2 separate regions of the Homo sapiens genome follow, and region 1 is linked to region 2. Evidence: chromatin loops called from intact Hi-C (ENCODE). Cell type or tissue: heart right ventricle. All regions are shown on one strand. Links, peaks and the distances in the headings refer to the core of each region. The heading gives the core; the rest is flanking DNA.

Region 1 (16,555 bases), core at 3,128-11,127, 440 kb after region 2:
TATATCGCATATTAAATTGTAATCCCCAGTATTGGCAGTGGTGCCTGGTGGGAGGTGATTGGATCATGGAGGTAGAGTTCTCATGAATGGTTTAGCACCATCTCCTCGTCCTCGCGATTGTGAGTGACTTCTCGCAAGATCTGGCTGTCTAAAAGTGTGTGACACCTCTCTTTCTCCTTCTTGCTCCTGCTTCTGTGTAACCTGACTGTTCCCTCTTTGCCTTCCATCGTGATTGGAAGCTTCCTGAGGCTTCACCAAAAGCTGAGCAGACATTGTCACCATACTTCCTGTAAAGCCTGCAGAACCATGAGCCAGTTAAACCTCATTTCTTTATAAATTACCCAGTCTCAGGTATTCCTTTATAGCAATGCAAGGATGACCTAATTCGAGAGGAAAGTCCCTGAAGATAGCAGGAGCGGACAGTGTCCTGAGCACAGATGGAGATCATCCCAGGCGGGAACAGACACATCTTTCCTTGCAACGAGGGGAAGACACTGTGTGTGAGCTTCGGTACAAGAGGGTGATCATTGCTGGGGACAGAAAGCAAAGATGGTCCCCTATGATGACTTGCCTCATCTCTGAGAAGAAGGAAGTGAGGTCATTTGCTGAAAAGAAGTGGATGATAGGAAAGTCAATGGTCTGAGAATAGAAAAGAGACTTTTCTGTGTGACTGGCACCATTCTATGAATTTCTATTCTCCTTAATAACATGGAAGGCATCATTACTGTGACAGTGGTGCCATGACTTTGAAGAAGGAAGACTTATGTGACAAGATTATCCTGAATATAGTACTTAATGGAATCAGTGGATTAACTTAATTTTAGCGTTTCTTGAATATTTGTTAGCAAAGTACCATGTAAATTCTGTTGAGATTTTCTCTTGGAAGTCTTAATGAACTCTGGCTCCAATTTAGGTATCTTCGATAGGTAAAATTGCTTTTCTGTGTCGTCAGTTTTTTATCCTTAATGATAATGATGATGATGATAACAAAAACAACTAATTTTGATTGAGCCTTTAAATATACCAAGTCTTTTTATAAATACTTCAATCCCATTTCACTGTCACAAGCACTCATGAAGTAGGTAGTATTATATCACCTACTTTGCAGATAAAGAAATCAAGGAACATAAGGATTTAGTTATAACTTGCCTTGGGGCACATAACTAAGGAACGCTGCATTCAGGATTCAAACTCAGTAATGTGGTTCTAATGAGGGTGCTTCTAACCTCTAAACAATATTTTCTCATGAACTATGGTGAATTTTGTCTAATTGATGCCCGTGCTTTATAAGTAAAACCAGTCTGATTATTTTAAACATGTCAAATTTTCTGTAACCCCCAGAACCGTAACTCATCCCACTGTCCTCAGTCAGAGAATGTACTCACATTCTGAGAAGCAAGGGAACAGGATTATTGTCCTTCCCTCCACTCAAGTTTATTGTCTTATCGTTCATGGGTTCTCTGTTTTCAGATACACGAGTGGAATGCATTGCACTGTGTCTTTCCACGGCTAACTTTTCTTGCTCCTCTCTATCTCATTGTCTTCTGGTATTTGAAATCCTGCTCCTTTCCCAGGCAACTCCATCTCCATTTATTCAGCTTCAGAAAGCTTAAGCTTAGGCTCATCCGTGTTTCTTCTCCTCTCACCTACGCATTGTATTAATTAACCAGGTCTGCTGGCTTGACCTTAGAAACATATCTTCAAGCCATTTTTTTCTCATTCTTTCTGTCCTTGACCATGAGCCAAAGCCCTCATCGACACTCACATTTTTGGTTTCTGAGAAGAGCATATTATGAAGTGTAAACATTAAGAAAGTCATTTCCCAATATAACTGTTTCCAAGCTTTGTCTACCACTTGTGCTATCATCCAAATGTTGGTGTCCCCTCCTCCCTGCAAATTTGGATGTTGGAACCTAATCTTTAGTGGGATACTACTAGGAGGTGAGGCCTTTGGGGAGGTGATTAAGTCATGAGGTCAGAACCCTCATGAATAGGATTAGTGCCTTTGTAAAAGACATGTGAGAGAGCCTGTGGTGCATAGTTTCCTAGGACTGCCATAACAAAGTACCACAGCTGGGGTGGCTTACACAACAGAAAGTTATTTTCTCATTTCTGGTGTCTTGAAGTCCAAGATCAAGATTTTAGCAGGGTTGATTCCTCTGAAGTCTTTCTTCTTGGCTTGTAGGGGGCCGTCTTCTCCCCATGTCTGCTCATGGTCTTCCCTCTGTGTGCAACTTAATCTCTTCTCCTTATAGGAACACCAGTCATATTGATTTTAGGCCTACTGTAATGATTTCATTTAAACGTCCTCTTCGAAGGCCCCACTCCAAACACAGTCACATTCTGAAATACAGGGAGTTAGGACTTTAACATATGAATATGAGGCAGGGGACACAATTGACCCCTTAACAACTGACTTTCACTCGTGCCACATTAGAGTCTTTTCTCAACACTGTAAATCTCATCATATTATCCCAATGCCTTTGCCTTATGCTTGGAATAAAATCTGGGCTCGTTGCTGTGGTTTTCATAGCCAAATACACTGCCTTATTTCAGGTGTGAGAAGGCTATGGTGACCAGTTAAGCACTCAGTCTCTGGAGTTCCATTGCCTGAGCTCAGATTCTAACTCCACTTTAGTGACATGACCTCGGTGAAAATTACTTAATTTACTTAAACCTCCGTTTCATCATCTATAAATAAGGATAGTTTGATAGTAGAATGTTTAGGGTTCTGGATAAAATGTGGTAGTCCAGATAAAGATTTCATGGAATCCTTGGTCCTTATGAAGATCCTATAAATGTTGGCAATTCATGATTTTCTTATATTCATTCACCTCTTTCCTGAGATTGTGCAAGAACTCCTAGACCACCAGTCTCCGAACTCTTACCATTTTAAACTTTCTTACACTCTTGCTACACTGTGTTCCTAGATTTATCTCTCTATAACCTGATCTTATCTCGCCAAAAACTCCAAAAGAGCTGCAATCTGTTTGACATAAATGTTATGTCCCTATTCCAAGAATTAAAGAGCTGAAAATTTGGCCAAAAACTACACATCCATCTTTTTCTCCCAATAACTCTACCAATCTTAGAATCCTTAACTTCAACTGATGATATTGCCATAGTCATGGCACACACCCTGCACCTTCCAAATGCACAGATTTTCTTAGTCTTTGCTTATGAACCTATTCTTTCTTCAAAACTTTACTTTTCTAGTCATCCTCCATCCAGAGTCTCTCTTCACTATATTCCTTGAGCACCTTATGTGATTTTCTCCTGATAGTGCTTACCATCAGTATGTTTCACTTTATAACAGTGAAACATAATCTTAGGATACAACTCAAGGGTGTAAAAAACAAGACATATTAATTTTATTTTAATTTCCATATTGTTAGAGTGTATGTTCAAGTTTTAAAATGTAAGCATGCCAAAAGGTAAAAGTCCTGTACCTTACCTGCTTCGTAAGAACCACCATAAACTCTGAAAAGTTTCTTCTGATGTTTATATTACATTTTTATACTCTTTATTCTCCTATTTCTGTATTTATAAATTTGATGCATCACTGTTATTATTATTATCATTACTAGAGTCAGAATCTTGCTGTGTAACCCAGGCTAGAGTGCAGTGGTGTGATCATAGTGCACTGTAGCCTTGAACTCTTGGGCTTAAGGGATCTTCCTGCCTTAGCCTCCTGAATCTTTGGGCTATAGTCGTGCACCACCAAGCCCAGCTAATTTGTTGTTATTGTAGAAAAGATGTCTTGCTATGTTGCCCAGGCTGGTCTCAAATTCCTGGCCTCAAGTGATTCTTTTGCCTCATCGTCCCAAAGTGCTGGGATTGCAGTCATGAACCACTGCACCTGTCCTGGTCATTATTTTTTAACTTGCTGTCATAATTGGTGAGGAATATGCCATGCTACCTCACCTCTTCCATTCCCTATTCATATTATAACCATACAGAATTTTGAGTTTCTATTTCTTACCTTTGTTATTTATAGTAACATATGGTTTTACTTCAACATCCATCCAATAAAAATAATGTCTCTCGGTTCTTCATGTCATAAGATAACATTAGCACTTCCTTTGACCACTCCTTCATATTACTACCACCTTCACCACACAGGGCATTTCAGCACACAATGTGAACATTGAGAACATTTACATAACATACTATTCTATAACCATAATTAAGTATTCCAGAAGTTTTCTTTCTTTCTTTCTTTCTTTCCTTTTTTTCTAGATGGAGTCTCACTCTGTCACCCAGGCTGGAGTGCAATGGCGCGATCTTGACTCACTGCAATCTCTGCCTCCCAGGTTCAAGTGATTCTCCTGCCTCAGCCTCCTGAGTAGCTGGGACTACAGGTGCCCGCCACCACACCCGGCTAATTTTTTGTATTTTTGTAGAGACGGGTTTCACTGTGTTAGCCAGGATGGTGTTGATCTCTTGACCTCATGATCTGCCCGCCCCAGCCTCCCAAAGTGCTGGGATTACAGGCATGAGCCACTGCACCCAGCTGAGTTTTCTCTCAATTAACTCAATTAAAACTCAATATGCATTTGATATTTTTGAGTAAAAAAAATTATTCATCGTATGCCATCTAGTATAATACGATTGCTTTTCCTTTCTTGTATACATTTTTTTCCTGATATTTAATTGCTGTTTTCTTATACCAATTAGCTTTAAAAGAGCTTCAAGTTTTTAAAGTCTCCATTACAACGTTATTCTATCATGTCCCATTTTCCCAAATAACTCTTCCCTTCTGGAGCTCCCTGCTAGTCTCCTGTCCACAGAGGGCTGCTTTCTAAGCCTGCTGCCAAACATCAGCAGTTTTCTTTCATTGCTCTCCCAGGCAGATCCACTCTATCTTCAACTCCATGAGTAATGAAAACCTGCTACTTTTGCTGGCCAGCATCCATTCTTTTGCTATAAAAGGAGCCTGATTTTCCTCCTGGAAACCATCCCTATCCTACTCTCAAGCTTTGTTGTTCTAGTGTTGTCCTGCCACCATAGATGCTCTGTGTATAGACCCATTGTGACAACACTGGAGTGGCTGGGAAAAGAGGCTGACCCACAGGATGGGTCATCTGGTCTACCTGATGGAACCCTCCCTCTGTAGCAGATGCTACTTGATGAATATCCACATAAGACATAAATATCTGTACACTCTGTGTGCATATTGAGAGGTCCTTCTAAATGCTTCTTCTCCAGCTTCCCTCGCTGCTGGTCTTTCATTCTTATTCATATTAATTCCCCGAAAGCCAAATTGTTAGACCGTTCTCATAAATCAGCATAAGTTTTTCACTTTGGCTTTTTCTCCCTCCAGGTATGGTATAAAATGGAATTTAATGATTTTTTTATCATCCTCTTTGAAGGCCACCCTGATACGACTATCACGGGCAGAATTTCAGTCTAGTTGGTGCCAGGAAAATGTAAGACAGGCAGGATGTTTTTCTCCATTGTCCACTTATCATAGGGAAAGCCTCGTTAGTCCACAGATGGGATTGAATAAAAGAATCAATACAGCCAGAATAAGTGTCATGGGGGTCTGAACCATTTATGGTGCAACTTATGCTAGCAGAACCATTTTGACCCAAAAGTTGTATGTATGCAGTGCATGCATACATAAACTTTTGCATGGTTGAATGGGAACTTGATGTTACAGGGTAAAACAATTTGTTATGTTTACAAGGCTGAAGTAACAAGAAAAAACCCTTTTCAAAACTGTAATAGCTATTTGCAGAAGAGGAGATTGCTTTGCTCCAAAATACCAAGGTTCTTGCCCGTAATTCTTCTATAGGATCCCATAGAGCATCTCATGTTGCAGTTTGATTTTCTATAGATAGATCAACTTTGGATTAAGTAGCTGAGCATCTCACACTGCAGCCTTGCTACTGAAAAAGTTTTTCTTGCCCTGAATTCCACTCAAAATAAGTAGCCTTAATTATTCCTTGGTTCCTGGGTTATAGGGGCATACCCAAACCTGGTGTAACTTGTTTCTAAAATTCAGAGTCCCAGAAAACATTTTGATTTTTTCCTAGTGATAGGCTGTAAGGAGGCAAGCTTTGTCTCTCACTTTAGAAGGGATAGCCAAACATATCATATCCCTAGAGTACTAGAAATTTATATGCTATTGCAGGGTTTTGTTTTCAAACTTCATTTCTCCTCCCGTCTTCTGGTGTACATGTGTCTTACGGCTCTAGGTTACTTGCCAATTCCTGATCTCCAGGTTCAATGAGCATGATATCACTAACGCAGTGGATCATTGGAATGTTCTGTGTAGTAACAAGCTGGCCAAGATCCCATTGGACTATATTATGACAGAGTAGTGAAGATGACATAATTCTGAGGCATGACTGTGAAGGTACACTACTGTCCTTCCCAGGTAAAAGTAAATTGCTTCTGCTAGTTCTTTCCAGTCAGTTTAGAAGAAAACATAAACCATGTACAGGATATTATAAGTTAGGATATTATACTTGAAAGAATAACTACAATTACGGTCAATGCCTGGAAAAGTTTATAGTAATCCCCATGATTATCTGGATCCATTCAGCTTTTTTTAGGACAGATCAAGTGAGTTAAAAGTAGATGTGTATATAATCCCCGCCTGAGTGTATTTGAAATTTTCACTGGTGCCCTTATTTTCTGTAGTTCCTCTAGGGATGTGAGATTGCTTTTGATTTATTCTTTTTATTGAACAAAGCAGTTCCAGGGGCTCCTGTTTGCTTCCTTCTGTCCTTAATAACATCACTTCCTGACCAGAGAACCAATGTGAGGAAATCTTCTTTCCAGAATATGTTCTGTCTAGTCCAGCCATTCATTTAAGAATTGGGGAAATAACCCAGAATAAGGTTGTAGACTCACTCAAATAAATGTCAAATGGTCTTAGACTGTCTCAGAGGTGATAGGAGTCTTCACTTCCAGCAGTACCCCTCAGTAATATTTTGAGTTCTCAGGAATTAAGGTCAACTAAGAATTGGTGTCTAGTAATCTCTCCATCTCTCATTTTTCTCTCTCCAGTGTACAGCCATTCTGACAAAAAAAATGAGTAGGAAGAAGATTTGTAAAATACACTATTTATTGTGGCTATGTCAAAGGAAACATTCTCTAGGCTGTTGAACCTCACTTTCAACCAAGAAGATCTGCCTCTGTGAACAGACTTAATTCTGTCTGCTAGTTGGGAGGACATAAAATATTATTGTAGGTATTCATGCCATAATTTAAGAGATTTTGTGGTTAAATAAATCAATTAACATTTTAATATGCCACTGTCTATTTAATTCCTTGGGGCAACATGACCAATGAATCACCTTTATTGGTGCCTTTGGATCAACACACTCTGACACTATGCTCCTGCTGGCACTTCCATAATTGTACCCTCTTCTCTCTTGCACTTAAGCATTGCCAATGGCCCCTATCACTCAGGGTTCATCATTTGTACTAAAATTAGAGCCCATTTCAATGACTATATCTCTCGTTATTATCCCCAGCTATAAAACAGTTACAGAACAGTTTCCAAAGAGCTTTCTAAAGATACTAATGCTGTTCTCACCTATGCACTTTCTAATATCTGAGTAAACCAAGACACTTCAGAAGACCAAGTGTCTTCTGAACCCTGTCAGGTGACAGAGTAAAAGGAATAGGTGAAAAATGTGCTTATAATAATCTACCCCAACATTACCATCCCTCTAAAATGTTACATTCCTTTCTCCACATTATATCAGTTCTGGAATTTCAGACACATTAAATTCAGTACACAACATTGAGTCCATGGTTCAACCACTGAAGCAAACAAACTTTTCATCTACTTTCTGCTGCTTGAACTAATGCATTAATTTCAGATTCTCAGGAAAGTATGCCCAAAACAATACATTTGGTCTGATTCAACATTATATTTGGCTTCCTTGTCTAGCAATCTTAGCATTCATTTCCACACATGTTTTCTAGTTTTCTGCCAATATAAATTGGCCTGATTCAGCAAAGTTTGGGTGTACAAGTTGTCCCTTCTAAGAAAAAAACTTTGTAATCCCTCCACATGAAGTGTACTGAAGATGATTGTATTTATAACTCTGGAGGAAGGATAGTTGGCGATGACTCCATGCAACAGAACTGCTTCTGGTGAGATCTCACGTGACTTTTAAGCAAGGGGATACCAGTTTCCTCAGGCAAGAGAAGAAAAGGTAACTATGATGGCAAAAGAAGACTCAACAGGGTTTGGTTTTAAGATTCTCATTTTCATCCTGGTCCAAAATCTCAAGGTTCTGCTCATTTCTAATCCCTTTTCTAGACCCACTTAAATAATTTGACAAGGCTGTGAATTCAATGTGCTTAATATAATATTTGCTTGGAATCTGTCACGTGCTAAACAGTGGCTATAAGTAATAAGACATTTTTAAAGCCACTGAAAAACTTTTATTCTCTGACTGTAAGTTAAATTGGGGGTGCAAACCCTTACTTTATCTTTTTTTTTTTTAAAGATCTACATTGCAATCAGTAATAGAAATCCCAAGCCACAGTACTCGTAGCCATTATAAATACATACATACTGTGATAGTCAGATGCAGTACTTACTTTGTATCTCAATGTCTTTCTTTCAATCAGCACTTCCTCTCTTGGTATATTCAGGGTGCTAATACACACTAGGATGCTATGACTAAATACATTTGAATAAGTAAATTTATAAATAAACACATGAATACACATTAAACTGCTTTGGATAAATAATAATTTTTCAAATAGTTTGGACATTAACTTAAATGTTAAGCAGATTTTTTAACACAAAAGTTCTCAGAAGGTTCACATACTAAAAGTACAGTGTATGTGAAGAACATACATGTTCCCTGAAGTCTGTTCTTCAGGACACATTTAGGAAATGCTACTTTAAGCCTTAGTGTCTCATCTAGGCCCTCACAATGTGCCCGAATTAAATGTTTAGGATTTCTTCCTGTATTAGTTTTCTACTGCTGTGTAGCAAATTACCCCAAACTTAACAGCTTAGTAAACATCCACATAACCACCGATTCTGTGTTAGAAGCCAGGCATGGCTTAGCTGTGTTCACTGCTTAGAGTCTCGCAAGGCTGCAATCAAGTGTTGGCTGGAGCTGCCCTACTGAACGTCAACTGGGAAAAGGTCTACTTTTGTTGGTAGAATTCAGGTCTTGGGATGATAGAATTGAGGACTTCTGTTTGGTGCTGACTGTTGGCCAGAGGTCACTCTCCCCTCCTAGAGGCTGCCTTCAGCTCTTTGCCTATAGGCCTCCCAACACAGGCAACCTACAACAGGCAGCTTGCGTTTTCAAAACCAGCATGGGGGTGAGGAGCTCAAACAAGATGTCTACTCTCATCATATAGGATGTCACACTGTAACCACATGTAGGTGAGCACATCTATCCATCCCCTTTTCCTTATTGTGTAGTTAGAAGGACAGCACAGAACTCCTGCCCCCACAGATGCACACATTCCAGGAAGATTAGCCCAAATGGTGACTACCAGGAGACAGGGATCACAGGTGGCCACCTTAAGAGTCTGTCTGCCACATTTCCCTTTTGCGAATGGCTTTTTTTTCTGTCTGGTCTCACCCTATTAATTATCTCACTTAGGAAAAGGATGATAGTTTTCTGTATTACATGGGCTGGATTATTAAGTGTCTCTTTTCTGCTACCTGGTTCCTTCAGAGGAGAGTACAACTAGATGTTACTCTGTAATGGCCAAGTTAACACACTACATTTTCTTTCTTTTTATTTATTTATTTTTTGCTATGTCCTAGTACCTATTATCTACTGCCAAAAAGGTTCCTGCATCTGCCCTACATGCATAAAAGTACTGGGGAGGCATGAGAATCAGGACATCAGTTTGGAACTGGGACATGGAGATTTCACGGGGAAATTTAGGCTGCAGGAATTTCTGCAGCCTTCAGCAAAAGACACTCACCAGTGACTCCAGATGGTGTTCTTATGTGGCCTACTGGTGCCCTCTGCATGTGGCCAATAGGAGCAGCTATCAATATTCCACTTCTCCCCCAACATTTCCAGGCATTGCTCACTCTCACATATGACAGCACACTTTAAATTCAAGGACAGCTTCTCTCAAGCTGTTCTGTTTCTAAGTGATTTTGCCCTGCCATCATTTCTTAGTGCCCAGAAAATATAATCTTTATTATTAAGCTAATATAATTGTTTAGGTGAATGAGATGCCAAAAATACACAAGAGAGCATATCAAAGTCAACGTGCCTGGCTTGGGGTTATTCATGCTTTTGCAATATCTGTACTTCTTTTCTCTCCCACTAGAATAGATAATTAACAGTTGATTGAAATTTCAAAGCAGCATCTGTGTAAAAAAGCATCCAACTCATAACATTCAATAGTTGCTACTTTGAAAATATCCTCTTAACTAATTTGCTTTATTATCTTTCCAAGATGTGTCCCTTCCGATTTCAGTAACCTGGAACAAAGTGGCCCATTTGGCTCAGTCTAGTATTTCTTTTGGCTCACAACCTCATAACATAACAGTGCAATTGACTCCACATTCAGAGTAGAAAAATTGCTCTGCCAACATTTGCTAATAACATTATCTCTCTGTACCACTGGGCAGCTAAGTATTCTCTTGGTGGAACCAGGAAAGGAAAGAGATGTTCATTACTTTTTATAAACTTTTCCTTAACCTAAAACCTCTTTTTTTTAAAAAAAGGAATTCTTGAACTTTCAGAAAGAAAACTAGTTTTATAATCCAAAAGTTGATATTGAAGTTGTTTGTCTAGAGTATTTAATGTATTTTTCCATAGATGCAGTGCTCCAAGTAGTGGTTAGATGTATAGCACAGTAATACTGATCTGCCTCCTGCCTACCTCATCAGTCTTTTATTGTTCTACTCTGCCCCAAATTTCTATTTCATTTATTCCAGATTTGGCAACGTTTTCCTGTAAAGTCCTAGGAAGTATGTACTTTAGGTTTTGCAGGCCATGTGGTCTCTGCCACAACCACCTAAAGCTGCCATTACAAAGCAGAAACAATCATAGACAATATATAAATGAATGGGGCTATATTCCAACAAAAAATTATTTATACACACTGAAATTTGAATTTCACATAATTTTCATCTGTCACAAAATATTATTTATCTTTTTTTTAACAACAATTTAAAACTGTGGAGATTATTCTTAGCTTGCCACTTGTCCAACAACAGACAGCAGCTGAATTTGGCTGTCGGGCTGTCATTTGTGGATCTAAATCAGCTTTCTTCCAGTTCTTTGATGCTACCAAACTCTTTCATATTCAGTCCTATGTCCATATCCTTCCTTCTACCTGGTAGGCTCTATATTTTTCTACGCTCCTTTTCTTTTCCTCCTCTTTTACCAAAGTAATTTATATTCAGCCCTATCAACTTCAGAACTTACCTCTATTGCTATGTTTTAAAGGAAGCCTCCCATGAACTTAAAACCACGTCTGACTTTAGCCCCCTACCACAGTCTGCTTTCACAGTGCATCCTGTGCTTCTTTAGAAAAGTTTATTGTAATATAATCAATAATCAACTAAAAGTATACTCACATAATATCTGTTATGCATTACTGTTTATGTCTACAAGCTCCTTGAGAACAGGGATTATATTTGTTTGGTTACAAACATATGCCCTATGCATAACACAATGCTTTCCATATGGTACAGGATGAATAAATGTTTTTGTACATCAATCACATAATGCTTAATACCATTCTAAAATGTAAGTATCCCCACTTTATAGATGAATGAACTCAGCCTTCAATAAGATAAATAAATACCCTGCTTGAGGCCACAAGGCTAATAAGGTCATTTCTGCCTGCTTCAAAAGTTTTGATATTTCTACTATTGTAATAAAAGACATATTAACCTTTCACTGCACTGTATTAGTTGGTATTAAAATGTTAGGCATTTTCACTAAAATTATGAAATCTATTTGTTGCATCTAAAATAGTAGAAAGGATTATGCAAAACATAAAAATGACAATACAAAATCTCATTTTTTTCTGCCTATGTGTACATTGATAAGAATTTTTGCTTATTTCTGTAGTTTGGAGACTTTGAACTTAATCAATGCTTAGATGTTTGTCTTTTCTCCTCAATCTTGTCTGGGACTCAGTCATTCCTTTCAATCTTCCAACTCAATCTTTCTTTCTCTGGGGGATTTTTTTCTTCTATTATTTGCTTAATTGTCTATCATCTATCCATTAATTTTTTCATTAAGTAATAAACCTTGTTATTCATTAAGTCTTGTAGATCTATTCTTAAAGTCTTCTAGCTTTGCCATCATGATTTCTGTCTCTTTATATGACTTGGAGTAACTCTCCTATTTGATCTTTTAGGCCACGAAGTCATGCCTTCATAACAGTCAAAAAAAAAAAACAGTCAATGGAGCACATGATTTTTTAGTTCAAAAAATCAGATTTAAAACAAAATTCCAAAAATGTGCCTTTTATGTGCTTTAATATCTTTGAGTGCTCATATATATATATATATATATATTTAAAATTGTCATTGTTCTGTTTCATCAGTTATAATTCATTAGAGAACTGTTTTGTTTATTTTTCTCTCTCTCTGATCAGCTGTTTTCTGTACTTGAGGTGGTGGAATTTCTGTTCCCTCAGCATCCTCCAGGGCAGCCTCTTCAATGTGGAAGAAATAGCATTTTTTGCCCCTGGGCCTCTGGTGCAGCAGAGTTGGAATGAAGTTTCCCACTGAGACTCAAGAAAAATGCTTCCTCTGTTCACACCTATCCTTGCTCTTTCCTTGCTCAAATGTTAGCTTCTCCTCATTTTAGGGGGTTCAGGTTGGCAGACATACTCATATAGTTTATGTCCTCCTATTTTTTTCCCTGGGGGGATGAAGGATTACTGGAGTCCAAGATGATCCATGTATCCCTCTACCTTCTCACCCTATCCCACTCACACATGCTGGAATAGGTTCCTCATTTGCTCCCTAGGGGAGAAAATTACCTTCCTCATATGAATGTGTTTTCATGAGATTTAGAGGAAGCTTCTTTTCAAAAATGCTTCCTCAAAAGTAGTGCTGATTGAATCCAGGTCACCAGTGAGTCCTTTATATTATTTGTATGTAATGCATTTTTATCTGATGTTGTAAGTTTATCTTCTTATGAAACTGAATGTCAGATTAAAAATTTAAAAATATATTTTAGTGAACTTTAAAAGAACCAATCTGTTTATTCTTGTGTTATTTTTAAAGCAGGACTTTGACCTCAGGCCAGCAGCATAGCCCTGGTTAAAAGGTCCTCGTATGGAGATTGATGGGACAGGACGTGCAGACTACCGTTATTAAAACAATCCCAAGCACAATTTCTACCACAGTGCACTGGGAAAAATCATCATATTGTCTTTGTATGGAGAATAGATTCATTATTTAAAAGCACATTTTCAAAATTCTCAATACTGCTACTATTTAAAATTACCCTTTAGAAAATATTAATTTTTATTAAAGAAACTAAAAATTAGTTTCTAGAATTTGTGATTTTTTAGGGTAGGTAAAATATTGTTCATATCATGAGGACAATGCACATAATAGCTTGGGTAGATTGTTCATTTTTCAGCTAATAATTTTGTTGTTGTTTTGGCCTAGCTTCAGAGTCACAAATAAATTTTTGTGATTTGATAATAGTCTTGCAGTTATTTTTCTATTGTATTTCCCTGAAATTCTTTTTTGAGTTGCAAATTGCTGTGGTAATGCTTCCATTTTGTATTGTTCCCTGTTTGTTATTTGAAACTCCTGCTAGCAGTACCTCCTGATGCTTTCCAGAACAAAAACTTAATTTTTAAAATAATGCTTTACTATGCAACTTAACTATTTGGTCTGAACTATACCTAAGTATAGTATTATAAGTTAATTTTGCAACCAAATATTTTTGAAGATAAATATTGATGAAAATAAGTATAAATTTTAGTGTTTGGTCCTTGAAAATGGACCATGATATTAGGTAAGATTCTAATATCAAGGTTAGGTTTGAGATGATAAGATTGATTATTTATGTGTAAAGTAGTCACCCCATGGCCCAGGATGGTCTTATTTTGTCAAAAATATGAACAGCGATTCCATTGTGCAGTGCACCAATCTTGAAAGTTGTTAACAAAACAATAAACTATTGAATCATCGCAACTAGATCAGTTATTTTATTTCTTCCAAATTATTTTCCTCTGCTGAAGGAAAATAAAACAAACAAAAATAAAGCAAAGCAAAACAATTTTCAAAACATTTCAAAAGCCATCTTTCTGCCTAAAGTTCATCATCATCCTCCCTTTGTTTGCCTATCTAACCTGTAGCTATTGAACAAATGATTTAAATTAGGACACAACTATGGCTTTTTAGACTATATTCCTAACTCTGGTTCCATATGTGAGAGAATGGAGAGTTCGGATTTTAATCACAAAACACCTCCAAACAAAACTCCTTCAAATTGACTCCAAATGAAATGTTTGTCAATAAATAATGCAATTCTATCAATATCAATATTATTCTATCAATATCAATATTATTCTATCAATATCAATATCAGTAAGTAATGCCAATCCATTTACTATATATACATACTATATATATATGTAGATAATCTTTCTTGTAAAAATAAACTAAAAAAAGTCGTTAGGAGTTGTAATATTGTTTCCAACATTTGGGACATTTCTGTGCAGGTAAGAGCTCAATGAGTTTCCTTGAATAAGATTATAACCCAGTCAAGAGCAGTAGTCCTCAACTAGAGGGGATTTTACCTTCCAGGAGATATTTGGCAAAGTCCGCATGAATATCAAGGAAGACAATCTTATTTCAAGAGTCAGCCTGAGCTGGGAGGAAAGATTTGGGGCCCAATTCATCTTTCTCAGAAAGCCAACGTTTACATGACGGTAGGAACAAGGAATTAAGCTTCCAGAGTCACCTCCTGTCATGTGAAATCCAGTCGGGTAGTTGCTACAATCACTTTGGTTTAATTAACAAGTGTCTCTAAAGCATTTATTATTATTTCTTGGAAAAAAATCTCATTGATATTGAATATTTGAAAAATTAACTTGTCAAATCAGTACTAAATTACATTGCTAATGAGAGCTAGTTGTAGATATTGTTTCTATATATGAAAAAATGGAACTTTTGCATTGTCTGGATTTGAATTCAACAAAACTATAGATTAGGTCTATAAATTAGTTCTTCAAAACCAGACAATACATAAATTTGCACAGGAAAATGATAAGAAAAACAGTGCAAATCCAAACTTTTTAATTAGAAAATTCACACAAAATATTTGACATACTTATTCATAGTGACCAGTGTTTTTGATACTGCAGACAAAATACTATTATTTTTATGGGTTGAGTTGTGTCCCCTCGGAAAGATATATTGAAGTCTTAACTCCTGGTACTGTGAATATGACCTTATTTGAAAATCAGGTCTTTGCAGATGTCACCAAGTTAAAATGAGGTCATTAGAGTGGGCCCTCATCCGCGGATTGGTGTCCCTATAATAAGAGGAGGGAGATCTGAAGAGAACACCATGTGAAGATATAGAGAGAGGAAGATGGCCCCGTGAAGACAGAGGCCGAGATTGGAGTGATGCTACCACAAGCTAAGAAAGCCTGCGGCTGCCGGAGCTGGAAGAGGCAAGGAGGGATTCTCCCCAAGAGGCTCAGAGGGAGCATGGTCTGGCCAACACCTTGACTTTGCAATTCTAGCCTCTTGAACTCTGGGAGAATAAATGTCTACTGTTTAACATCTACTGTTTGTGGTACTTTGTTTTGGAAGCTCTAGGAAATAAATACATGCTTACCTATGGGAGAAATTATTTGTGTGGGATTGGGGGTGGGGAGATTTTTTCTTCCTGAAAAATCAGAATAATCAACATTGTGAAATTAAATCTCCCTTGAAGTATGATTAAAAACATTCTTTTGGGATCATACAGCACCATCTTCTGGGCAGTTGTCTCAATTACCTAACTTACTGAAAATAATACTTTCTTCTTGCAATAATAATTTTTAAATACCTATCAAGCACCTAGTATGTTCAAGGCATTGTTTAGCTTTCTTGGGAAGCAGTCTGTGTATCAAAAAAACTAAAAGACCAGAAAAGGAGGCTTAGACATGCCACACTCTAAGATAAAAAGGAGAGGAACAATTACACTTCTCATTTAAAAATTAGAAATTAATTTAGTGCTTATTATTTCATTTTAAAAAGTAAAATATGAAAATAAATTAAAATGTCAACCCTCTTATTCAGCAGTCAATAAAGTATTTAATTCAAAGAGTATTTCACTCAAAGAGTTCTATGTTAATTTGCATGTCTAGGCACATATTCTAGAAAATGTAGCTAGATCAATAAATTTCTATACACATATTATATATATTTATAAAGAGAGACCCAATATTTCATATTGGGTCTAAAATTAGTACCACTATATGCTAACAAAACAGCATAAATTGGTGTTTACAACTAAATAGCTTATCTTATAATCTTATGAAATTGCACAGAAAATGAAAAGCAATACATATAAATATTTAAATGGTCTTTATTAATTCTATGTATGTTAAATCAATCTACT
Region 2 (16,555 bases), core at 4,291-12,290:
TTCTGCAGCTTCTTCGATAGCCTTTGTTCTTGTTATCTTGCTCAGTAGCTTTTGTCCTCTACTTCATAGAAATATAAGAACGATATCACTGCTACTATCAGGATTTGGAATGTTTCTAGACCAAAGAAAACCCGATTCCTTATTTCTTCATGGCTCCTGCAGAGTCGAGGCCAGAACTTCTGGTACTACTGTAAGGATTACAGGAAACTTGCAACTACACCCTCTTCTTAATCTCAGTGAATTACTCCATGGAGTCACTGGAAAATCACTGTTGGCACTTTCTTTCCCTCTCTCCCTCCCTCCCTCCCTCCCTTCTCTCTCTTTTCTTTTCTCCTTTCTTTTCTTTCTCTGTTTCTCTCTTTGTCTCTTTCTCTCTTTCTCTCTTCTCTCTTTCTTTTCGGAGTCTCGCTCTGTCACCCAGGCTGGAGGCACAATCTTGGCTCACTGCAACCTCTGCCTCCTGAGATCAAGCGATTCTCCTGCCTCAGCCTCCTGAGTAGCTGGGACTACGGGTGCCCACCACCATGCCTGGCTAATTTTTCTATTTTTAGTAGAGATGGGATTTCGCACGTTGGCCAGGCTGGTGTCCAATTCCTGACTTCAAGTGAGTGTCTCACCTCAGCCTCCCAAAGTGCTGGGATTGCAGGCTGAGCCCCCGCACCCAGCATTGTTGACCCTTTCTCTCTCTACTCATCTTTCTGGGCACCTTTCTAATCTGTTCACTTCATTCCAGCCCTCACTGCCTTCTTATCACTGCCTTTGCTTAAATTTATGAACCCGTATGTCTTTCTTGATCTAAATTAACTCCTCTGAATATATCTTCCTGTCCTAGAGCTCTTCATTGGCACCCTTTTGCTCTAAGGATAAATTCCAAACCCTATAACAGGCACAAATGACCCTGCATGCTTGGTTCCCTCGTCAACCTCATCTCTACCTGAAAAGCTAGTGTTGGTGCCGCTCCCAGGGGCCTCCGTAGCATCCAGCATTTTCTCCGCTGTAACAACCAACACTTTGTGTGGTCCTGCAGCCTCCAGTCAATTCTGTGAAGACCGGCAGTGTCTTATTTACTGACATATTCTCAGAGCAAGTCTTGTCACCCAGACCATAGTAAACCTGCAGAAACCACCAGATGATTGGTATAAAAAGAATGGTCGCATTTGGGTGATGAGGGATGGTTTCAAGGATGATCTGGGACCTTGTGCATCATACATTTATCATCATTAAAAGATAAAAGCTTAAAAGATACCTATTGGACTACTACAGTAATATTTTTATTTGGTTTTATTTTAGTGTGTTCTCCCATTATTGTGATTAAATTCTTTGACAATGGACCATGATGATGCAAGCTGGGCTGGGTATCATTCCTGCAGCCCAGTGAAAGCTCACACAAGAATGAAATCCACACCAAAGTGAAATGTCCATGAAACATGGGGAAAAGAAAGCCCTGCACTTCACATGACTAATGCTAGAATCTTCCTTGAATTTACAATTAATGGAACACAATAAATGTCCTTAATTGATATGGGCACCTATCCTGAACTTACAGGTGGCAGGATGTTGGGGGTATCAGGAAAAGCTTTCTAGAGGAAGGGATGGTCAGGTTGAACTATGAAGGAAGAGTAGGGCTTAGACCTGCAGTATTGTGGGGATCAAAAAGCCAATGTCCTAGGCAGACGAAGCATTATGTAGGATAGTATGAAGTAAGATGTGCTTGAGAAACACATCTAAAAGAGTGAGGAAATTGGTGTGAGGAGGTAAAGGTGAGATATCAGGATGAAAGAGTGAACAGGAGTCAGATGATGCAGGCCTGTGAGCTGCTCTGAGGAGGTTTGGATGGGATATTTAAATAACAAGGAGCACTTGAGGGATTGTAAGCAGCAGAGGGCAATGTCGTGTTTGTGTTTTAGAAAGATAATTCTAGAAAATGGAACGGAAGAGGCAAGAAGAGAAGTGGGGAAAGCAGTCAGGAAACAGAATTCTCGAGAGAGACAGTGGTGAGCATATGCAGAATGCAGGGTGGAGTCTAGAGGCACTTAGGAAACAGTGAATGGGACTTGCTGATTGGCTGGGTGGGGGGAGATGGAAAGAAATAGCCAAAAATCAAGGTGCTGCCCCTGTTCCTGGCAAGGACAGGTGAGTTGATAGTTATATTATTCACTGAGATAGAACAGGTCTCATACTGGGCTTTGCTGAATTGGAAGTGTTAGTAGAACTTCCAAGTAGAGACATCCATTGGACACTTGGGTGTAAAGGTTTGAAGTTTGGAACCTCGTTGGTGGGAGATTTAGATTAGTTAGTCATTAGCAGAGACAGTTATTGACACTCTTGGAATAAATGAGAGCAATCAGTGACAGTGAGTAGAATGAGAAGAGAAAAGAGACAAGGACAGAAAGTTGTAATATTCCAATGTTCAAGAGGCTCATAGCAGCAGGACTGTGCAAAGGAGGCTGAGGAGGAGCAGCTGGAGAGGCGGCTGGGAAGCTAGGAGTGTTGAGGGGCTGGGGATCAAGAGAACCTTGAGAAGCAGGAGTGGCCAATGACACAAGTGATGCCAAAGGTCACAACAGTGACTTTTGTGGAAATGATTTCAGTAGAGAAACCAAGGTGAAAGGCAGACTGTGGTGGACTGAAGACAAAATGGAAGATGAAGAAGATGATGAGGCAAACGTAGACAATAATTGCTGATGACACAGATTTTTATTTGCCAGAGAAAGAGATGATTTTGAGGTAGTTCTTTTACCCTTTCTCTGTTTCTTTGTTTCTTTCAGTGTGAATGGTTTATGTTTTTAAAAGTTGTTGACACAGACCTGATAAAACATGGGCATTTGAAGGCATGGAGTAGGTGGTGGCTGCTCATGATTGTGTGGGGAGGGCAGGCTCAGGTGTGTATCACACAGATAAGGTGCCTGGTGAGGGGCACACCCACACTAAGTTTCAGCCTTGGTGCAGCACTGAATGAGCGCAGAGGAAGGGATGCCTTTTCATAATTTATGTTTTTACAAAGCTGCCCTAAATGCTTGCAGGACTATGGTGGAGGAAAGTGGCATTTAGTAATTGATTGAATGAAGTCTTGAAGACACGTAAAAAGTAAAGTCTGGAGGACAGGAGAACAGGGCCCTAGGAAGGGGGACGCATCTTCCCAATAAACCAGAAAAGAAAGAAAAGGATGTGTGCCATTGTACACAAGAAGCCTGGCTTAGTATGAGAAGTTGGGAGAATTTCTCTTTTCTCATATCCATTTTCTCTGTGAAGAAAGAAGAGACAGATCATCTGTTGAGAGAATGGGTCAGAGGAGGTTTGAGGAAAGTTGAAAAGTTTTGAAACAGCTTCTATAGTGAGTTGGGAAGGGGGCTGATTATAAGAATTGCCAAGTTCCTACTGTGCCATTCAATTTTACTATCATAACATTCCACAACATTTCAGTTCCTTACATGGTTTTGTCAAGAAAATGTAGCATTTTGTAGGAGGAAGTTTTTTTTTCTTAAATTAAACATGTTTGAAATGTTCGTTGAATCACTGATCATTAGAGACATGTAAATCAAAATCACAATGAGCTACCATTTTACACCAGTCAGAATGACTACTATGAGAAAGTTAAAAAACAACAGATGCTGATGAGGTTGTGGGGAAAAAGGAATGCTTTTACACTGCTGGTAGGAGTGTACATTAGTTCAACCATGTGGAAGAGAGTGTGGTGATTCCTCAAAGACCTAGAGGGAGAAATACCATTCAATCCAGCAATCCCATTACTAGGTGTATACCCAAAGGAATATAAGTTATTCTATTATAAAGACACATGCATGTGTATATTCATTGCAGCACTATTCACAATAACAAAGACATGGAATCAACCCAAATGCCCATCAATGATAGAATGGATAAAGAAAATGTGGTATTTATATGCCATGGAATACTATGCAGCCACAAAAAAGAATGAGATCATGTCCTTTGTAGGGACATGGATGGAGCTGGAGGCCATTATCCTTAGCAAACTAAGGCAGGAACAGAAAGCCGAATACTACATCTTATCACTTGTAAGTGGGAGCTAAATGATGACAACTCATGGGCACATGGTGGGGAACAACACACACTGGGGTTTATCAGAGGGTGGTGGGGGGCGGGGGTGTGAGGAGGGAGAGAGCATCAGGAATAATGTTGATGGATGCTGGGCTTAATACCTGGGTAATGGGATGATCTGTGTAGTAAACCACTGTAGCACATGTTTACCTGTGTAACAAACCTGCACATACTGCACATGTACCCTGGAACGTAAAATAAAAGTTGGAAGTATAAAAAAAGGAAAAAAAGAGAAATGTTTGTTGAGCCTATATATGGTCAAATTCTCACCAACATGGGACTGTACTGATTCACTTTCTTATCTCTGCTCCTCAAGCCTAAACAGCACAGGGCAGCAGCCCATGGCTCTGACGGGGCAGCTCTCTTCCTGTTTACCATCGTGGTGGACTGCTGCTCTCTTCCAAGTCAGTCTAATGAGATACAATGAGTCTCGGGAAAATACTAGGAAACTGGAAATTTGAAAACAAGAAGGTCGAGTGACATGAGAACTCTCTAGATGATGGATTCTGAGAAAGTGAGAATGCTGACTTGGAGTTCAAGAAAGGGCTGAGAAGGCTGAGAGGAAATCCTGAAACGGCCTCCTGGAAATGGGTCTGGCTGTGCACCGTGTCCAGGACTTTCCAGCTTGCTGTCTACAGATAGTTCCTTGCCTCAAGCTTTGAGTAGTCTATTTCTTTTTACGATGATGGCAAATTTGTGGGCAGACAATCCCCAATCAAGCTTCCGACCCCTCATTAATTTGTAATATGTTCAATTGTTGCCACTAAATATAAAACGATTTACCTGCACTTAGAAAGGAATTGGCTTAATACACTGCATGACCACAGGGCATTGTCTATTCCATTTCCCCCTGGCTGTCTTTCCCTTTCAAACCTTCACGCTGCTGTGCATAAAGGGAGTACACAACAGGCAATGCCCACCTCGCCCCAGCAATCCCTGGGAGTAGCGGTTTCAATCATCAGGTCCCTTTCTTTCATTGCCCATGTGATCCCTCCCTCCACCCTTTCACCGTTTAAAAGAAATGAAAGGAGCAAATCTAAACATGAGTTTCAAGCTATTCTTGTACCAGGAACAATATATTCTTAAGCACTACATGCATCCTAGATTTGTCTCGATGTGGTCCATTTATTTTAATTTGGGACTGTCAACAGAAAAGAAAAAAAAAGAAGTAATTAAACTTGTGACTAGCATGGAAAAACATTTTAGGTCCTAATGCAGCGGCGTGATCCCACCAGTTTCACCAGATTTCTTCTACTTGTCAGATCAAAGTCTCAACTCCTAAAATTCAGCCATGCTTTGATTAATTACTTCATACAATGACTTTGCAAATTATAGTTCTATGTGATTTATGTCATTTTTAGCTTCAATCAGATTTTTTTTTTTTGGTTGCTCTATTCACAGAGCCAGTCAGCCTTCACCTTGGAGAAAGCATGTTTTAAAATTGCATTACAGTGTTTTGTGCTCCAAGAAGAGTGAGACATAAGAGTTTTCAATAATATGTTGCAGCTTAACGAGAATGTAGGAGAAACCTGTTATACCAGTTGGAGATCAGACTTGAAAAAATGGATTTCCTTCCTACTATCTCCAAGTTTATTGGCTGTGCTTCCCCCCTTTTCCTTATATGCCTACATTTCTCTCCCCGACCTGGGTCACTTACATAAGAAATATAAAGCATTAAAAGAAAAGAATAGAAATATAAAACATTGCTTTTAGGCTTCTTTCCCTATTTTCCCCCATCTGCAATTTCTAGTTTAAATAAATAAGGCTGAATTTATTTGAAATTATTAAATTGGTTCTCTCCAAAATTAGACAGTAGATGGAATGTCTTTTAGGAAAAGTGCAACACAATTTGTGGTGTGTCCTTTTGAATAGGAGACAAGAAAAAGCTCCTCCATGCTCTGCTAGCTCAGATTATTCATTGAAAGTAGAAAAAATCTCCTGTCCTGAACCCGAAGCCACCTGAGTCTTTGCTTTTCGGATGTGATTTCAGGTAGGGCTGACAGCTTTGTGGTCTTTGTGCTCTTAAAATATTGATTTAGTGAGGGCTGTGCTCACGTCCCAAGGAGTCTGAGGTTTTGGTTTTTAAAGAGGTGGGGGGCAGTTCATGGAGTAGGGCAACTGCATTGAAGACTGAAAATGCAAAGTAGGAAAAAAACAAACAAACCAAAAGTGACAACCTTACAAGAGATTGTCACCAGCTACCCAAGCAGACTCAATGCACGTTTACAACTCACAGCTGTGCATATTTCCAAATGAAATAAACCAAGGAACGTGAGTTGCAATAAACATAAGTCGGCACAGATAGCCTTGCATTCATTTTTAAAATAAAAATCCCACAACCGTGATATAAACATTATAAATATTAATATTTCCCTTCTTATTGAAAACGATAACTATGACAGAATTATTATCCATGAGGCCAAAAGAGAATAATATTGCCAAAAATCTTAATGAAATTTTTGTATTAATATTATGAAAGTCATACAAACCACTTTGCAGCTAATATAGAAAATAGAGGGGGCCGGGCATGGTGGCTTATGCCTGTAATCCTAGCACTTTGAGAGGCTGAGGTGGGTGCATTACCGGAGGTCAGCAGTTTGAGACCAGCCTGGCCAACATGGTGAAACTCTGTCTCTACTAAAAATACAAAAACTAGCCGAGTGCTGTGGTGTGTGCCTGCAATCCCAGCTTCTCTGGAGGTTGAGGCAGGAGAATCACTTGAACCCGGGAGGTGGAGGTTGCAGTGAGCCGAGATCACACCACTGCACTGCAGCCTGGGCTACAAGAGTGAAACTCCATAAAGAAAGAAGAAAGAAAGAAAGAGAAAGAGAAAGAGAAAGAAAGAAAGAAAGAAAGAAAGAAAGAAAGAAAGAAAGAAAGAAAGAAAGAAAGAAAGAGAGAAAGAAAAAGAGAAAAGAAAAAAATAGAGGGAACAATAATCTATAATTCGACCTTCCTTATACATCTACTCTAGTTTTTTGGGTGCATTTCTTTCCAGTCTCTATTTCTTAAGCATAGATTAACTTTTACATTGCAATCAGAGTTTAAATAGGTTTTTGTTCATTATTTACCTCCTATTACATCATAAATACTTTTTATATTACTCTTAGACTGCATAATGTTTCAAGTGAATACACTATAATTTACTTAACCATTTCATGGTTTGCAGTTATTTATTTTTTTCTCAGTTATTTAATATTATAAACAATGCTGGAATAAACAGCTTGGGACATGTAAGAATTTTAGGTTCATTTCTTAGACTAGATTCCCAAAAGTGCAATTACTGGGTCAAAGTTTTTGATGTATTTACTGCCAAATTATTTTCTATCAATTTATAATGTCAAGAGCAATATATAAAATATCAGTCTTATACAAGTTGGCAGACATTTTATTATAACTTTAAAAACAGTTTGATTCATTTATTGATGAAAATACTTTTCTTCAATCTTTATGTGTTTGGTTTTCCGCCAGGGTCTGTATGTTTCCAATACAGACTCACCATTTGTCATTCTGCCTCCCTGAGTTATCTATTCATCCTTCTGATCTAGCTGTCACTTCCTTTATTCATCCCTTTCCTTATCATCTTGAGTGATTAACTCCTAACCCTCATCTTACTGACATATTGGAGTATTACTTTCTTAAAACATCATCTTCCTTTGTCTCCTCTCACACCACCGTCTCCTGTTTTCTCTTCTCTTTGTCACCTTCTCTCAGTGTATTTCAAAGAATTGGGATGTCTCTGTTTGGTACACTATTCTCTTCTCACTTGCCACCCTCTTGCTAGATGATTCCATCCTTCCCTGTGGCTATGAATACAATTCATATGTAGACGACTTATATATGTTCAGCAAGATCTGTCCTCTGACTCGTATTTCTAATTATCTACAGTAGGTTGCAAATGAAACATCTCTAAAATAATATCGTTAAGACCAACTTCTTAAATTTCACCCCAAATTTATTTCTCTCTATTTTCTCCATCTGAGAAGTGGCATTCCCACTCACTGCTGCTCCAAGGAGACATTTCTGGGCCCTCCCTTCCTTCTTCTGCCTGTGCAGGTTCCTCGCTGCAACCCTGCCTCCGAACCTGTCTGTTTTCTTCCATCTTCACTGCCACCTCCATAGTTTAGGCCATTGAAATTTATGTGGACTATCACCAATTTTAGCTAGCTTCCTCTCTGCTCCACATTCCTTTTGTCATTATGCAGCCAGAAGGTTATTTTAAAAACAAAATTAGATTGTGTGTCTCTCCCTTGCTTATAATTCTTCAAAAGCTTCCCACAGCACTTGAAATAAGACCCATATTCCTCAATCAGGCCTGTAAGACCAGGAATGATTTCCCCCCAGCTACTTCCATCAACTTCTCTCTTGCCATTCTTACCTCTCAACTGTCCAGCCACATCCATCGCCCCTTCTCGGACATGCCAAGTACCATCCTGCGTCTGAGCCTGAGATGAGCCTGGATCACGCATTCCCTGATTCCTTACCTGGATCTCTATGTTTCATCTGTCAGCTCTTGCTTTAATGCCACCTTCTCAGAGAGAAATGTCCATGATTTCTTACTGAAGACATTTCCGCAGACTTTTAATTTCTGTAATAACATTTGTTTCCTTGATAACCCTCAAAACAGTTTGAAATTGTACCTTTCAGCACTTTGTTTGCTCATAAATAAGCAAATATTTGCCTCCCACTCTGAGCTGTGAGCTCCACAGGGTCAGGGATCCTGTCCATTTACACCACTGTACCCCAGCACTGACAAAATACCTGGTACAGCACAGCACTCAATGCATAGTTACTGAATGAATGTTCACCAACAGCATTTTACTTTATCTTTTGGACAGTAGGGAGGCACTGTAAGATCTCAACTGTGGGATTGGTATTTGGCAAGAAGAATGATGATGGGTCATTTGGCAGAAGCCTGGAGAATGGGATGATAGAGGGGCATAACTGGAATGCAAGTGAACTAGTTAGGTGCCTGTTGGAATCTTGAGACTAGAGATGAGGAGAGTCCACACTAAGGAGATAAGATGTCCAGCACACTAAGTACAATGCTGGGTGCAAACTCAAGAGTCCATTCAGTTTGGCAACCAACAAGCTTTCTTTGTAAAAGTAGATTTACGGGGTCAATAGGGACAGCCGACACATTGCTTAAGGTTGCAGGCCGGAAGAGAAGCCTGACACCAGCAGGTATGGAGATCCTTGAGGAGCTAGGCTGTGAGAGAAGGACAGGGAGGGGGATAAGAGGAGAGGAGTGTGGGATTGAGGGTGGGATTTTAATTTTAAAAGAAACAACTTGCGCACACACTCTTATTTTGTAGGGGGCACAAATGGAATAGAGAGGGAGAAGGTGGATATGGAGGAGGGAAAGAGGCCAAGAGGTGAGCAAGCCCAGTTCTTTGCATGCTGTGTGGAGCGTGGGTGGAAGTGCCAGTCTTGAATGGGAGAATGGGAAACACTTGCTTTCCTTTGAGACGGAAGAAATGGTGATGGTGGGTGCAGAAACAGCTAGGTTGTCAGTGTCGTCACTAGCAAGGTTCTTATCCTTCTAGCTTCCATGTAAGCTCCTTGAGGATAGGGCATAATTTTAGGATTCTTTGGCATCTTCCCAAATACAGACCTAATTTCTGGGCACAGAGGAGAAGTCAGTCCAAGGTAGGTGATTATGTGAGGTAGGAATTTAACCCCATGAGGCATATTCACACAAATTTGTTCACACCGGCTTGTGTGGTTGACTTCCTGTTACTCCAGAAACCACTTATAAGCCACATGCGTAACATCTTTAACCAAAGTGCCAGGCTTTCACCCTGCTGTCATCGCACCATCCCACTGCTGCAGCACTCTCTATCCCACAGCTGGGCAGCACTATGAGCCTCACTGCATCCAAACCTGTCTCCAGTCCACTGCCCATACTTCACAGGAGAGACTGGTGTGCCCTCCTTTTTCTTAATTCATTGATGTATGAAGAGCAACAACCTGTAAAGGGAATGGTGGCTTTGCTCCTCTCACACCAGTGACTACGATGTGTGACTGTGGCCTCATGTCTGCTGCCTACCAAGACCTTTCTACATTGCCTCGTTGGTACTTTTCAGCTTCTTGGGCACAGGATCAAGTTCGGGGGGCAGGGCAGAGCCAGACACAGCCAGGAGATTTAGCAAATCTCTGTGTCTTCATGGTCCACTGTACAAATGAGTCCAGGGTCTAAAAAAGTAATCAGCTCACAGATGTGTCCATTGAAATGGAAGAGACCACCAGTGGCAGCCTACTAACAACTACCTCTAGGCTCTTTATGCCGATGGCTATGAACTTTCTCTCACTGGGACATTTGTTAACATGGAAAGAAGTCCAAAATACATACTGGCTCAGTCTAACTCCCTCTGTGCTCCCTACGCTCCAGCTTCCTGTTGAAGAGAGGAGAATTTTGTTCCCACTGTGCAAGTCATTTTATCTGGATTCAATCTACTGAATTGTGCTTGGTGACCACTATTTAATCTTGATTGGGTATTATTACTGGCAGCACAGCCTCAGGAAGGAAATAGCAGCTTCAGGAGGAAAGATTATTTAAATGATATATTTCAGCAAAAATACATGTATATCTGTATTAATATATAATCTTATATTTCATAATGCATAGAAATAATAGATAATATATTTTATATATGTATGTATCCTATTTCTTTATGTCTCTTAAACTCAGAAATATTCTTTCCTGTTCTTTACTTGTTTACAGGTAGACTTTTCTGGAAGACCCAGACCTCGAGTTGGAATGGGGAGAACACTTAAACACTTGATGTGCAGACATCCTGAGCTTCAGCTGATCTTACAAGCACAAAGGTCTTTTGTAGGAGGAATGTACCTACAAATGTCTGAATCGTCTAAAATATCAGAACTTATAAGTCAGCATTTTCATATAAAAGTGAATTAGAAGCAGTTTGAGAATGCAGTGCTAATTCATATATGCATACATTCATAACTTGCATAAATATGTTAAAAGTTGTTTGGAAATGTGACCCAATGACATGGATCCTACTTCTAGACTTTTGAAAATATCTGCATATGGTTCTTATCCTTTAGCACTAACATGACACATATAAACAGATGTAAATAGCTAAAAGGGGCCTGTAAGCTACTTTGTAAGCACGGCAGGCAAATACTTCACCAAACTTCTTGGCATGGTGAATATCACCTCTGCCTACCTACACTGTGGGTGAAAGTCCTTAGACCTTGGGTTATGATGTAAGTCATGGATCTCAGAATTAGGAAGGATATCTGAGGAACTTAGCAGAATGATTTAATCAGTGTCAAGGCAACTTCTTCACCTTTTCAGAGTAGTGGTCACCCAGCCTGTTGGAATATGCCCCTCCAAGTGTGCTGAAATTTACAGAGATGATAAGAAAAAAGTTAATATGGGGATAACTATTGTTAATGTTTTGCTTATTTCCTTCTAGTCTTTTTTTTTTTTAATCTTTTTTTTTTTTTTTTTTGAGATGAGTCTCACTCTGTCACCCAGGCTGGAGTGCAGTGGCACGATCTCGGCTCACTGCAAGTTCCGCTTCCCGGGTTCACGCCATTCTCCTGCCTCAGCCTCCGGAGTAGCTGGGACTACAGGCGCCCGCCACCTCTCCCGGCTAATTTTTTTTGTGTATTTTTAGTAGAGACAGGGTTTCACCATATTGGCTAGGATGGTCTCGATCTCCCAACCTCCGTGATCTGCCCGCCTCGGCCTCCCAAAGTGCTGGGATTACAGGCGTGAGCCACCGCGCCAGGCCCCTCCTTCTAGTCTTTTAATTATAGATTTACAAACTTGTGAATATATAGTGTGTAGTTTTGTTATCTTTTTTCTCCCAATAGTACATCATAGGCATAGCTCCTGACCAACATGAGCTGTGTAAGGCCTGCCTTGCACTGCCTTCTGCTGTGTGAATGAACGAATAATTTATTTACCTACTCTCCTGATGTTTGATGTTAACAATATTTTACCACCATAAATAATGTTGTTACAGACATGCTTGTGCCTGAATGTCTATGCCTATCTCTATTTCCTTAAGATAGATCCTGAGAAGTGGAATCAATTTTAGTGTTTTAAGGTATCATTTATTAACAACTTCTAGGAAGTGTGTACCAAATTTTAGACCTAACATGCTTCTTTTACTAATACAGGGTGTCTCATTACTATCAAAATATTTTTAAAAGCATTTTTGTTACTTTTTTTTTTTTTTTTTCTGAGACGGAGTCTTGCTCTGTTGCCCAGGCTGGAGTGCGGTGGCGCGATCTCAGCTCACTGCAAGCTCCGCCTCCCGGGTTCAAGCCATTCTCCTGCCTCAACCTCCTGAGTAGCTGGGACTACAGGCATCTGCTACCACGCCCAGCTAATTTTTTTGTATTTTTTTTTTAGTAGAGACGGGGTTCCACCGTCTTAGCCAGGATGGTCTCGATCTCCTGACCTCGTGATCCACCCGCCTCGGCCTCCCAAAGTGCTGGGATTACAGGCTTGAGCCACCACGCCTGGCTGTTACTTTGATGGAAACTGAATGATACTCTGTTTTGAAACCATATGTCTCTGTTGATATATGTGACAGTAATTGTCATTATTCATCTGAAATTTTTTTTATTGGTTTGTTGATACTCCTTGTTCATTTTTTTTAAATTAAAATAATGGTATACATTTCCCTGGTCCTATCTCAGTCATTCTCAACCCTGGCTGTGCACAAGAATCACCTGGGGTGCTTTTAATAAGTATACGAATGCCAGGCCCCTTCCCAGCGATTCTGGTTTCACTGGCCTGGATTGGGGGTACTGGCATTGGTATTTTTTCAGTTCCCTAGGTGACTTTCTCTGCATCCAGAGTTGAACACCACCAATCTAGACTCTCCAGATAATAACCCGCTGCCTTCTTATGTTCTCCTGCTTAACAAATTTATAGATGTTTACATTTCTGACAATAAAATCTAAGCACGGGTTGCAGAGAGTTTAAGGTATGTACTCAGATGCTAGACTGCCTGGGTTTAAATCCTGCCTTTGTCCTTTGTAAGCTATCTCACCTTGAGTGAGTCGCATTATCTCTCACTGCCTCGAGTTTCTGTGCTGTAAACTGAGATTAATTTATAGTGTGCACCCTATGTCTTTGTTAGAAAGATTAAATTGGTTGGTATTTATAAAGCTTATACAACAATGCCTAGTACGTTGTAAGCATTAGACGAATGTAGCCAGTTTTTTCCTTTATCGTTTCTTTTGTTGGTTTTAGTCTAAGAAAGTATTTTCCTTCCCTAAGATCAGGTAAATATTGGTGTGTATTCGCTCCCAAGTTGCGTGTTTTATTTTTTTCTATATCGATTTCATTGCCTCTGAGGTCTGTACTTCTCTCTGTCCTGGGATGAAGTTGATGTAGAAAGAACAAGCCAATCCACTGGGGCCCCAAGAGGCTGACGTTCAATCTCTCTAACCCTGCATTCCACCTCAACCACTTATTCCTGATTTCAGGAGACCAACAGAATTTGGTTTTGGGTGTTGTTGCTTAACTTTCAACACCCATGTAAAATGACTCTGGTATGTACTTCGTTGTATGTTTTAAACTCGTTCCTCTGCTTAACTTGGGCCTTATCATCTCGTATTTGTCTGCACACCTCTCTGGATCTCAAAGACAGACCAACTGTCAAGAGGCTACAAATTGCTGATGATGACAGATTCAACATACCTCTGTAAAAATCAAAGAGAGAGAATATTATGGCAGGCACACGAGCACAAGTTGATGCAAAATGACCTACGACCATCATTGTCAAGTATTTTACTTCCGCGGTATCCAGAAAAGGTGATTCATGGTATGAAGATGAGAAGTTTGATCGTGGGATTTTGAAATGAGCCTCAACAATGATATGAGAAAGCACATCTTGGTAGCTTTTGTTCTTTCCCTGATTATCACCTCCTGCTCACACAGTCATTTCTTCCTTCAATTCTCCCAGATGTTGGAAGTCAACCTCATTGTTTCGGTTCATGAATTATATTGTGCAATAAGTTAAATGAAAGGAGTTGAATTGCAACAAAAACAACAGTAAAATTTTTATGAATTTCACTTTAGGGAAGAGTATAAACATCTTCTTTGTTTTCAACTTATCAATTTTCAATCAGCTTTTTAGGAGCAGCCTTTCCAACTTGCTTTTAGGAATGATAGTATCAGCAAACACAGGAGAAAGACGCTGTATGGGCCAGCAGCTGTAAGACGCCAGGATATTGGAAGTTTCAGCTGGTATGTCTGAGTCACGCTCAGTTTTGTGGTCCCTGTTTTTATTTCCCAAAATACTTTAATAGTGACAGAGGTTATTGAAATGTATGGCTATCCTAAAAGTACCAGGAGACTTGATCCAGTTTTACAAGGCTGGAATATTTGCATTCTTTGCATCTTGTAAATTACAATCACCAAATGCTTCTATAGAGAATTTTTTTTGGCGATAAATCTCTGAAACAAGTTAATAGTGCATACCTTTTAACTTTTACGAATGGCACATTTTTAGATATGGGATTTTTTTTTTTTTTTTTTTTTTTTGAGACAGAGTCTTTCGCTCTGTCACCTAGGCTGGAGTGCAGTGGCACAATTCTAGCTCACTGCAGCCTCAAACTGCCAGGCTCAAGTGATCCCCCAGCCTCAGCCTCCTGAGTAGCTAGGACTCCAGGTGCATGCCATCAGGCCTGGTTATTTAAAACAATTTTTTTTTTTTTTTTTTTTTTTTGCATAGATGAGAGTCTTGCTATGTTGCCCAGAGTCTTGCTATGTTGCCCAGGCTGGTCTCGATCTCCTGGCCTTCCTTAAGTAATCCTCATTCCTTGGTTTCCCAAAGTGCTGAGATTACAGGTGTGAGCCACTATGCCTGGTGGAGATATATGATTTTTAAAACCATAAATGCTCATATTTGCAAAGGAGCTGAGAGATCTAATACTAGGATTTAAGTCCACTGCTGAGTTAAAAGCCTGGCATAGGAGAATGTTTGTTGAATGAATGAAAAGTTATTTGCTATATGGAACAGCAGTAAATATATCATCTGGGTCGCTGACTTATGTACTACCATTGCTTTAGTTAGGTCTAATATCCCATTTAAATTAAAATACTGGACTGCACTGTATTATATGTTGAGTCAGATTTCTCCCAGTCATAATAGAAGAACTACTGTAAGTTACGTTAATACTTGGAAACCACTTGAGTACCCTTTAGTGCAAAGAGACTGTGCTGATTAAATTTCCGCTCACGTAGCTTCTGTAAGTCTTTACCCCACTCCCAAGAAGGAGTTTGAGCCTTAGGAAACCCTGGCTCCCTGGATTCTCTTTCCCGCGGGATGGGCTAATGATGGGGGTAGGGTGGGAGTAGAGCAATTATTTTTCGCCAACTCCAACCACTGCAGGAAGACGCCGGCTACAGAGGTCACGTTTCTCTTGTTTACTGGCCGTGGACATTTCTGTTGCGTAGTTCTTTTGTTTTCTCTGGGTGTAATCTCTGTTGCACATGGAGTTCAGACAATGTAGATGACCCTGTCGTCCACGGACAGAGTTCTCCGTCAAGACATTGTTGCCCCTCACTGGGCCAAAGTCCCATTTTAGTACGAGAGAAAAAAAAAAAAAGAAACAATGGAGACAAATTTAGACACTGATGGGAAAAGAAAAGCAGTGCACTGTCCACCCCAGCCCTAAGAAGCTGCACCCACCAGGTCATTTCCTTTCACCTTCTCAGGGATTCCCAGCGACGCAGAAGCGCTTGTGTGTGCCAAAGCCGAGGGCAGATGATTCACATGTGGCTGACCCTTGCCACGTTAAGTTCATGTCCCAGGAGAGCCTTCTAAAAAAAAAACTACACTCCATGTTTCCAATCAGAAGCAAGATTAATCTCTCCGTTAAAATCTAGACGGGATCATTATCAGCTTTATTTTCCCACCCACTCCTGGCCAGCATTAAACCTTGCGCCAGATGCATCTTAGCACATTCCATATTCACCAGCCTGTATCCTCTGACGGGGGATAAAGCGGCCTCTGCTGAGCCCATTTTTCGCTTCTTGGTCCCATTCTGAAGGAACAGCTTCATCTCATGTATTCGTGTGCTCTCTGCTCCCCCTGACTCTAGACAATGTAAATGGACTCGGTGATGGGAGGAGGCATTTATCAGCATGTGAGATGGATAAGGGTGTTTGAAGGTATCCGCACTGTGTACTATTCGTGCTGGGATGTATGTGTCTACTCTAGAGACCTAGATAGTAAATGTAACAAGCACTAAGACTGCAATCTCCTCTTGCACTGTCTAGTTAATGAGCTGTGAAACCAGACAGATGCGGCTGTAAATACGTAATACTATTTCACATGGGAATAATGTCTGGTTTGAAATCATCTACCACATCACTGGAAGATCTCTTTTTAGCTGGTCACTGAGTGTCATTGTAAAGTGTTTAATAATTACTTACATATTTAGTGGGAAATTCCTTATAGGTGCATATCATCGGCGTTATCAC

What was found. Hi-C counts contacts between places; a loop is a spot of excess contacts. Peaks named below come from ENCODE experiments on the same cell type or tissue, not always from the same donor. Only the 100,000 strongest peaks of a DNase experiment are listed, where the experiment ranks them.
Region 1: it touches region 2 in a loop (4-fold over the local background); 7 of 110 quality-filtered maps call a loop at or near these places.

What each region holds. Positions count from the first base shown.
Region 1 is chr13:107,128,717-107,145,271 of GRCh38, forward strand. LOC124903205 (a long non-coding RNA gene) reads left to right here and starts at 6,337. Exons shown (of 2, transcript XR_007063862.1): 1 at 6,337-6,382; 2 at 7,018-7,258. In heart right ventricle, for the core only: no CTCF peak of the experiment used is centred there; no DNase peak of the experiment used is centred there.
Region 2 is chr13:106,686,456-106,703,010 of GRCh38, forward strand. No RefSeq gene overlaps it. Among named protein-coding and RNA genes, the nearest start is that of LINC00443, 41 kb to the left of the region's middle. In heart right ventricle, for the core only: no CTCF peak of the experiment used is centred there; no DNase peak of the experiment used is centred there; H3K27ac peaks cover 2,907 bases.